2 separate regions of the Homo sapiens genome follow, and region 2 is linked to region 1. The links are chromatin loops, found by intact Hi-C in ENCODE. Cell type or tissue: gastrocnemius medialis. All regions are shown on one strand. Each heading gives the region's core, and the rest is flanking DNA. Links, peaks and the distances in the headings are about the cores only. Region 1 has its middle 270 kb from the start of LINC01108. Region 2 overlaps LOC101928331 (a long non-coding RNA gene).

The links. Peaks named below come from ENCODE experiments on the same cell type or tissue, not always from the same donor. Only the 100,000 strongest peaks of a DNase experiment are listed, where the experiment ranks them.
Region 2: it touches region 1 in a loop (5-fold over the local background); 1 of 110 quality-filtered maps calls a loop at or near these places.

Annotation. Positions count from the first base shown.
Region 1 is chr6:14,548,510-14,552,904 of GRCh38, forward strand. No RefSeq gene overlaps it. Among named protein-coding and RNA genes, the nearest start is that of LINC01108, 270 kb to the left of the region's middle. In gastrocnemius medialis, for the core only: no CTCF peak of the experiment used is centred there; a DNase peak (open chromatin) is centred at 2,592; H3K27ac peaks cover 1,658 bases.
Region 2 is chr6:14,474,821-14,479,215 of GRCh38, forward strand. The region is part of intron 1 of LOC101928331 (a long non-coding RNA gene); the gene reads left to right. Among named protein-coding and RNA genes, the nearest start is that of LINC01108, 190 kb to the left of the region's middle. RefSeq lists a silencer at 1-74. In gastrocnemius medialis, for the core only: no CTCF peak of the experiment used is centred there; DNase peaks (open chromatin) are centred at 2,211 and 2,611; H3K27ac peaks cover 1,274 bases.

The DNA of each region.
Region 1 (4,395 bases), core at 184-4,183:
AGAATGTATCTTAGGAGTGGAATTTCTGCTGGGGGTGCACAATTCCTATGGTACCTGACGGTGCCACAGGGTTGTATCAAGGTACACTCATTGGTAAGAGAATTCACAGCTCTACAGCACTGCCAACAAATCAGGTTGTTAAAATGCTTGCTACTCTGAAAGGAGTAAAATAGCATTACAGTGTCTTGAACTTGCATTTCTGCCATTACAAATATGGAAATCTTTCTTTTTTCATATTTGTATAGACTAGGTTTCCTTCTTTCTGAATTTCCTGTTTAATCGCTGGTCCATCCATTTCTCAATTGGAGTATGTGTCTTTCTCTATCGATTTGTAGGCATTCTTTACATACCCTGATAGTAATCCTCTGCTGGTGATACGCATCATGGCAAGTATTCATTAAAGTAATCCTTTATGGTGAATTTTAATGTGTTGAGTCCTACTTTAAGGCTAATGCAGGAAAAAAAAAAAAGAAGTTCCCAAAAGGACAGCCAATATGTAAATATATTTACAGTTCCTTCACTAAATAGACAAGTATTACATATCTTCTATGGGTTAGACTCGGTAGGGGAAAGGTCTGGGGATATAGAAATAAACAAGTCAGGATATCTACCCTTAAGAGATTTGCAATGCAGAGGAGGAAACAAACATTTAAATTCTATTACAACCCCGTAAGAGCCATCATGGTTAGCGGTGAAATATTACACGTCTTAGCTGCCATAACGCCACTTTAGAGGAAAAAGGATAAACGTTTCTGCAGGTCATTATCACAAGACTGAATGAAGACAAGGAACAGGGAAAGCTTCTCTCCTGCACCTCAAGTCCCATTTCCTGGCAGGGCACAGGGTGACCAGTTCACAGATGTGGTAGTACCTGCTGTCCTCCAGAGCCACCACACCTGGCAGGACCAAAGTCCTTGAAATTACATTCTCTTAAGTATATACGTGCTCTTTGTTCTCTCACACCTCTGTAAACAAGGCTTTTTGCTGCTGTTCCCATCAAGCTGCTCCCTGCAACTGTGTAGAGAGACTGTCACAACAGCACTTGTCAGGAACTGCAGCGTAGCAAGCCATGACAGCTGGTGGCACGAGGAGCCCATGCATCTGCTTTTCTCCCTCTGCCAGGCCTCCCTGAATAATGGGAGGTCTTGTGTACACACGAATGATGCTATTGATCCTCCCACTGTGGGCCCCAAGCACTGCCGTTCTTTGTAAGTAGCTGGGGGTTGCGTTTACACTGCTCTCCTCACACACCACCACCTAATTCCCCCTGGGATCCAGGGAGCGTATTTGTACTTGGTTATAAGTGCAGAGAGCCCTGGAATCTTTATCAGGAGAGCAGAATTTGGGTGGCAGCCTTGTCGCATACCAGGTGGGTAGCTGTTTCTGTACCTCTTTTCTCATACCTAGGAAAATACCTGTTCTGAAGTTCTCAGTGAAACATATGTGAAATTACTTATGAAACTGATTTGTGAGCTCTCTTGTACGAAGCAAATGAAAGTTATTATAATTATTTGCATGACTCTTGATATGGAAGGCACAACTTCAAGAGGTCCACTAATAGCATCTTGTGGTTTCTGAGCCCACACATCTGTGGCGCATCGCAAATGGGCACACAACTTTTTCCTTGGACAGCTGATGTACTCAGCCCTGATGGGGAGTGGGGGATCTCAGGAAAACAAGTGAGAGAATTCTCAAATTCACAGAATCATGGACTACCAGATACAAAGGGGCCTTCCCATCTACAGTAGAACCTTGATGGGTTGAATCAGTGGCCTCCAAACTTCTTGTTCCCATGCTTTTAGCAGGAATGCATTTTTGCATATAACTTTCCAATATATGCCTATTTATTCATTTATAGACAATAGATGTGTACTAATATAAATGGGCATTTTAAAAACATACACAAAATTAGACATTTTTAAAGTGTAAAAAAAGTTCTAATATTTTCTTCTGGCACCACACAGTGGATCATCTTGCCCATTCTTGAGAGTACATGCCTTTAACATTGAAGTCCACTGGACAAATCAGGACACTGAGGACCAGAGAGATGAAGTGATTTGCTCCAAGCCAACTGGCTAGTTGGTGACTGAGCTGACATGCTGGCCTGAGATCGCTGTTTCCTGATAATGCGCGTGATCTCAGAGTTTACCCTATATTGCAAATTACCTCCATGGAATTACCACACCCTATTCTTAGTTTATTCCTGATGCATCAAGAGGCTTTTTTTTTTTCTTAGACCTCTTTTTCATTCTTTTAATTTCTGAGAACAGACCTGAGAGAGTGGGTATAGATTTCCTTCACATAACAATGTGAGAAATAATAGAGCAAGATTGTATGTCACAGATGAAAATGCTATATTTATGCCTCATTGTAATCCATTCATTGCTTTATGGATCCAAAGTCCCCTTGGGAGTGTCACAAATCCACATAATGTTCCTGAGTGCAGGATTTGGCATTTGGATCTCTGACTTAGCTGTCAGATATGTAAAATCACATGTAGCCAGACAACTCCCTCGGGACTCCACAGCTGCAGATACTGAAGAGTGCGAGTTATTCCAACAAGGTCAGCATTAATTTAGGCAGATACAGTTCCCCTTGAGCTACACTCTTACTGCCCCATCTAATTTTAAGTGTGACTCAGAGGGCTCTGGTGGAGCGAATCCAGTAGCATTCTCTTCTCCAGCACTTTCTCCAAGCTCAACAAGGGTGACTTTCAAAGGAGTCACATGCCTTTAAGGGAGACAACGGTTTTCCCAAGAGTCTGAACTTCTGAGGCTACTGCACAGCTCTGCTTACCTGTCTTCACCCTCCTTTACCTGCTTTTCAGCCTCTCAGGATCCCTCTCTACCCAGTGGCCTTGCTTTAAGGATCCCGTACATGCCATGCAAATTGCTGGGTGGATGATTCTCTTCTGGACCACGTAACCATGACTTGGATATCCTCTCCTATGTCCAAATTGCTTCTAATCAATGGTTGATGAAAGATGTAAATGAATACTAAGTACACTTTAGAAATAAAATGAGCTGACAGGTAAGTTAGCATTCCCCTCATCACCAGGGGTACACCAAGAGAAATTATTTTACTGGGTGAAAGGTTGGAAGTGAATGGTCTCTGGGCTGGGTGCGATGGCTCCCCCTATAATCTCAGCACTTTGGAAGGCCGAGGCAGGCAGATCACCTGAGGTCGGCAGTTTGAGAACAGCCTGACCAACATGAAGAAACCCCGTCTCTACTAAAAATACAAAATTAGCCAAGTGTGGTGACGCATGCCTGTAATCCCAACTACCTAGGAGGCTGAGGCGGGAGAATCGCTTGAATCCAGGAGGCGGAAGTTGTGGTGAGCCAAGATTGCACCATTGCACTCCAGCCTGGGCAAGAAGAGCAAAACTCCATCTCAATAAGAAGAAGGAGAAGGAGAAGGAGAAGGAGAAGGAGAAGAAGAAGTGGTGAGTGGTCTCTCCATTCCCTTCCAAATCACTATTAGAAAAAACAAAGAACATAGAATCAGAGGGCCTGGATTTAAAATCTCCCTCTGCTAGTTAGTAACTGAAGCACCTAGCACACAAAGAGACAAGAAATATTTGTAGCCAGGCACGGTGGCTCACGCCTGTAATCTCAGCACTTTGGGAGGCCAGAGTGGTAGGATCGCTTGAGCCCAGGAGTTCATGACCAGCCTGGGCAACATAGGGAGACCCTGTCTCTACAAATTTTTTTCTTAAAAATCAGGTGGGTGTGGTGACACATGCCTGTAGTCCCAGCAATTCAGGAGGCTGAGGTGGGAGGATCACTTGGGCCTGGGAGGTCAAGGCTGTAGTAAGCCGTAATCATGCCACTGCACTCCAGACTGGGCAACAGAGAGAGAACTTGTCTCAAAATTAAAAGGCAAAAAAGGAAATATTTGTTACATTGTGCAAGTTATTTCACTTTTCTGTGCTCAAGCTTTATCTGTAAAATAGGAATGATGATCACTGTCTTACAGGATTGTTACGATGATTTACATTTAATAAATATTTACGTAAATAAACTATATGATGGAAATTAAAAAGAAACAAGTAATGTCTACATGTTTTAATCAACTAGTGCTTAGCAGTTCTTAAAAGGGCACTCTACAGCTGATTTTTCCATGAGGCCTCACCACATGGCACCATTTCCAAGCGTGACAAGCTTGAAAACCATTGCTGTCCCCCTCGGTTCCCTCCTAAGAATAATGAACCGCATCACAATTGACCTCAGCATAAATGAATGGTCACTGAGCCAGACCTATCCATCCACTGCTTTTCAAATCCCTCGCTCTCAATTCCAGTTGCTGCCTCAACAACTGGTTTTATGTAGGTTTCCTGCAGGCACAGCCTCATCATGCCTCACCGTAGGCACATACCTCATGTTTCTCACGTTC
Region 2 (4,395 bases), core at 146-4,145, 74 kb before region 1:
GCACTTATATCTGGCAGAAGAAAACCTGATGGAAGGGGGAGTTGATGAAAATAGAGGGTGCCTGAGCAGCTGCACTCAGGATCTCCCTAACCTTCACTCTTAGCCCCCAGGCTGGTGGGTGGCCACCTTGGAGACGGCCTCCTACATGTGCTGAATCATTCTAAGGGTTTCAAGTTAAACCTCCCCACAGAGGTTTCTGGTGAGTGATGGACAGTGTCTTGGGTGGTGGGGCTCCCACCCTGCCCTGGGGCTTATGCCCTGCCACTCCTGTGGCCCTCTGGAATGTGCAGCACTGGAACCCCTCAGTGGTATTCCGGGGGACTGCAAGTTCACCTGGGCACAACCATGTTCCTGCTGAGTACTCCTGCTGAAAAGGGCCACAAACTGTGCAGAAGTGTTGCAAGAGTTGGGATTCAAATGGATTCTGGTTAATATGAGTGAAGAAATAAGGGAAGGTAATATCAATATAAAATACAGGGAAGAAATTGTAAGAATAAAGAACTGGAAGCACTAGTTCTGAAAATAATGTGAATTCAACTATGCTGCTCTCCCCTGTGCTCTGTGAACATTGCTCATTTACATACTCACTAGAATAAGACAGGTGCTATTATTAAGCCCATTTTGCAGATGAGGGAAGTAAGGCACAGAAACGTTAAGTAACTTGTCTGCAATTATAGGCAGAGCTGGGATTTGAACACAAGTAATCTATCTCTGTGTCCAGCCCTTAGCCATTCCACCGGGTCTCACACTTGATTAAGGATCTCAATGGCAGGCATGGTGGTGCACACCTGTAATCCCAGCTACCTAGGGGTCTCAGACAGAATGATCCCTTGAGCCCAAGAGTTTGAGTCTAGCCTGGGCAACACAGCAAGACCCTGACTCTAAAACAAAACAAAACAAAACACAGCAATGAATGGGGAAAATGGTAGAGTGAGTATAGCTAAAGGAACTTATGGGTTGCAATATTAGACTAAGGAGCTTTTCTAGAAAGCATGAGGAATGTATGAAGTAACAGAAAACGAAAAGAAAAGGTAAGAAATATGGAGAATAAAGTAGAAGTGCCAATATTCAGATTATCAGACCTAGAAAGAGAGAAGGATTAGAAAATAGGAGGCTCTATGATTCTAAACCAAATTGCTCAAGGAATGTTTTTACCTCACTCCTGAACTGACAACAGGGGTGGGTTTCAGCACCTTCAATATCTATCTTTCCCATTCCTGCCAGTGGTGAGGAATTTGTCAACGAAATCAGGAAATCTGAATTCACCATCCCTGCTGGCTTTCCCTGAAGGAGGCCATTCTGTCCAGGTGAATAGCCAGTTACAGCATTTGGGGGTTTTTGCAGACAGAGTAACAGGGTGTAGAAATCAGAGGCACATAAAGGTTTGGGGAACGGGGCGGCAAACTGGTCTCCAGGATATTGTTAGCTATATGGAAACATGGACAGAACCAATGGGAAAGGGTGTTCTTTTAGATCTTTCAGTCAGAAAACTACAGCCAATGAGCCAGATCCAGTAGCCGCCTGTGTTTGTAAACCATCTTTTATTGGAACACAAGACACGCCCGTTCGTTTATTTATTGTCTGTGGTTGTTTTTGCCCTACGATGGCAGAGTCAAGTAGACAGAGACTGGATGGCCCACAAAGAGTACAAATTATTTACTATCTGGCCCTTTACAGAAAACGTTTGCTGACCTCAGACCTGGATTCATGCTTCTGGGTTAAAATCTGTCAGGGCATCCTGCTTGTCCCCTCATGCCTCCCTCCCTCCCACCGTGTCCACAAGGGACTCTTCCTCTACCCTAGCCCCCAACACTGGGCTCAGTCACTGGAATTCATCACTCATGGGTGGGCTCCCGGTGGGATGGTTAGCTCCTCTGCTTGCACCTGAGTAATTAGAAGGGTCGTTTCATATTCTTCTGTGTTCTCGGAGGTGCTGCCCACTTGTGCATTTGGGCAGGGAGGGCTCTGCTCCCTCAGTGGTGGTTGGAGTGAAGGAAGGATGAACCATAGACCAGAGGGTAGTTCCTTCGGCCGCAGGCAGCACTCACAGCTCACTTAATTTGCACAAAGCATACAGAGAGAACCTGACCTCTTGCTCAAGAAAGAAAGAAAGAAAATACAGCTGGAGCTGGGACTGGGAGGGAGAGAAAGGGCTCTCTTCTGGACAGGCAGCTGCTTGTGTTGCGTTGGAGTCCTCTGTCTGTACCTCCATCTGCCCTGGTGAGATAACATTTCACGATGAGAGCTGAGGAGGTGGCTCCCTCCCGCAGAGGTGCATGACTTGGCTGGAGTGTTTTGCTTCGCTGGCACACGTCTTCTCTTTTCAAGTTAGCTGAGCTCACACATCCCCCTTGCTTGTTTGCAAAGTCCATATGGGAGATGAAGGCGAGACAGTTTGACTAAGGGCAGAAGGAGGGAGTGAAGAGGAGGAAATGTGGGAGCGGGGATGCCTGGCCAGACCGAGCCTTCCTCAAATTAGGTCACTGTTTATATAAAAAGTTAAAATTAAACCGAGGACTATTTTCCAAGGTTTCTGACACTGGACATGGCTCTGTGCAGCATCCCTGGAATGCAGTGCAATAAACATCACAGAGCACATGACGTCACACTGAGGGAGAAGCCAGGGAATGTCACTAGCAATGAATCCCAGGCTCTACACAATTATGCTGGAGACAGACAACATCCTTGTTCTCTCTGACTCTTTCCTCTGAGTTTTCCTGCTGGCTTTTTCTGTTCTTCTAATTCTCACGTTTTTATCCACGAGGCAACCATGTCCCCTGAGAGTTACCACACACAGGGCTCTATGTTTCTGTTTGGCCAATAGCATAAAGCTCTTCAACAAAGCTTTGACCTTCCTTCTCCTTCCGACAAATTGTTACGGCCTTACCTTCTCACAGTGATTCCTCAACATGAAACAGCAAGGTAGGTTTCATTATCACCAATCTGCAGATGGAAAAAGCAGGCTCAGCGAGGTTCAAGGACTTCCTTAAAATCACAGAGCAAGACAGCGGCTGAGAGGCACTCAAAGCAAGGTGGTCTATGAGCTTCCCAGTATACCACACCACCCTTCTGACTGCCCTTGTCCTGGCACACCTCCGTAGGTTTGCCATGTTTAAGTGGCAATTAGAAGGGATGTTCCCTGAGGGAAGGGACTCCGGCATATGCCTTAATGCACCTGTGGTGTCCAGCACAGTGCTTGCTACATCATAGACATTCAAAAGTCCGTGTTCAGTGAAGATCCTTATATATGCCCGTTAGCCATGTGTTTGACTTTTTCTCTTGTAGTCTGGAAGGTCTTTGGAGGCCTGGGTTATGATTTTTCCTTAATATGGGGCCAAGTCAATAACCTCAACCTCTGCCTCCAAGAGATTTAAATGGAAATGAAACATTGAGTATAAGATGAACCCACCCGATCCACCAAGCAGTATTCTTTATATGGCTTCCCTAGTGTCAAAATACATCGCTTCAGGCCTGGCCATTGTTGACTCCATTGTTGACATCCTGTCTCCTTCTGGTAGTCAGATTCCTCTTCCATGTTTGAATTCTGTATCTATGTTTTTAAATAAGCCAGGAAACACTCACCCCGCCAGCTCCAAATTAGTTCTTCTTTTCATGCCTTTTCTGTTTCCTGGCTCCATGCCACAGTCTCCCTCCATTAGAATTAAGAAATAGCGCTCAGAGAGTCATATGTCTTCACCTAGTTAGCACCTTTCCTTCGGGACAGCTTCTCTGAGGGTGGCTCCCACATATGCCAGGCTTTTCTCCTAGCAATTCCTAGGTTGTCAGTGTCAGGGGCAGGGAGGAGCATGTGTGAGGATGGGTGTGGGTAGGGGAGGAGAGGGGAAGGTGCAGAACACTGTTACACGAGGCACTCTGTCGTGGTGATTGAAGGAAGCAGTTTCTTGGCCATGTGTCCAGGATGTGCTTTAAGGGAGCCAAGACAGATCATTCATATCTTATGAAGAGTTGTATTTGGAATCTTTAAATAAATAGGAAATGCTTGTCTCTCCTTATCTAACTCTCCATTTGTCTTTTTTAAATCCTAAGTTTCATAAAGATACCTGGAATTAAATCATCCCAAGTTAGGTTTCCATAAAAGTCCTTAGCCAGCAAAATCTTTCTCTCTGGGGCCACCTTTTTCTGGGAAGTTCCCTCAGCTCTGCCCGTCCTCCTACCCTCCGCTGTACTCCCCACAGCCGTCCTTCACAACACTTAGCACACTGTGCTGGGGTGAGATGAGCTCCCTCGTCTCTCTCCCTTTCCCTGTCTTCTCTATTCACACGGAGCCTGGCTCATAACAGAAGGCCAACAAAAGACTGTTGAAGGAATTAATAAATGAGTAAAATTTTCTTGACATTTAGTTTGAATTTTTATTCTCAGATTTCAACATAAGAC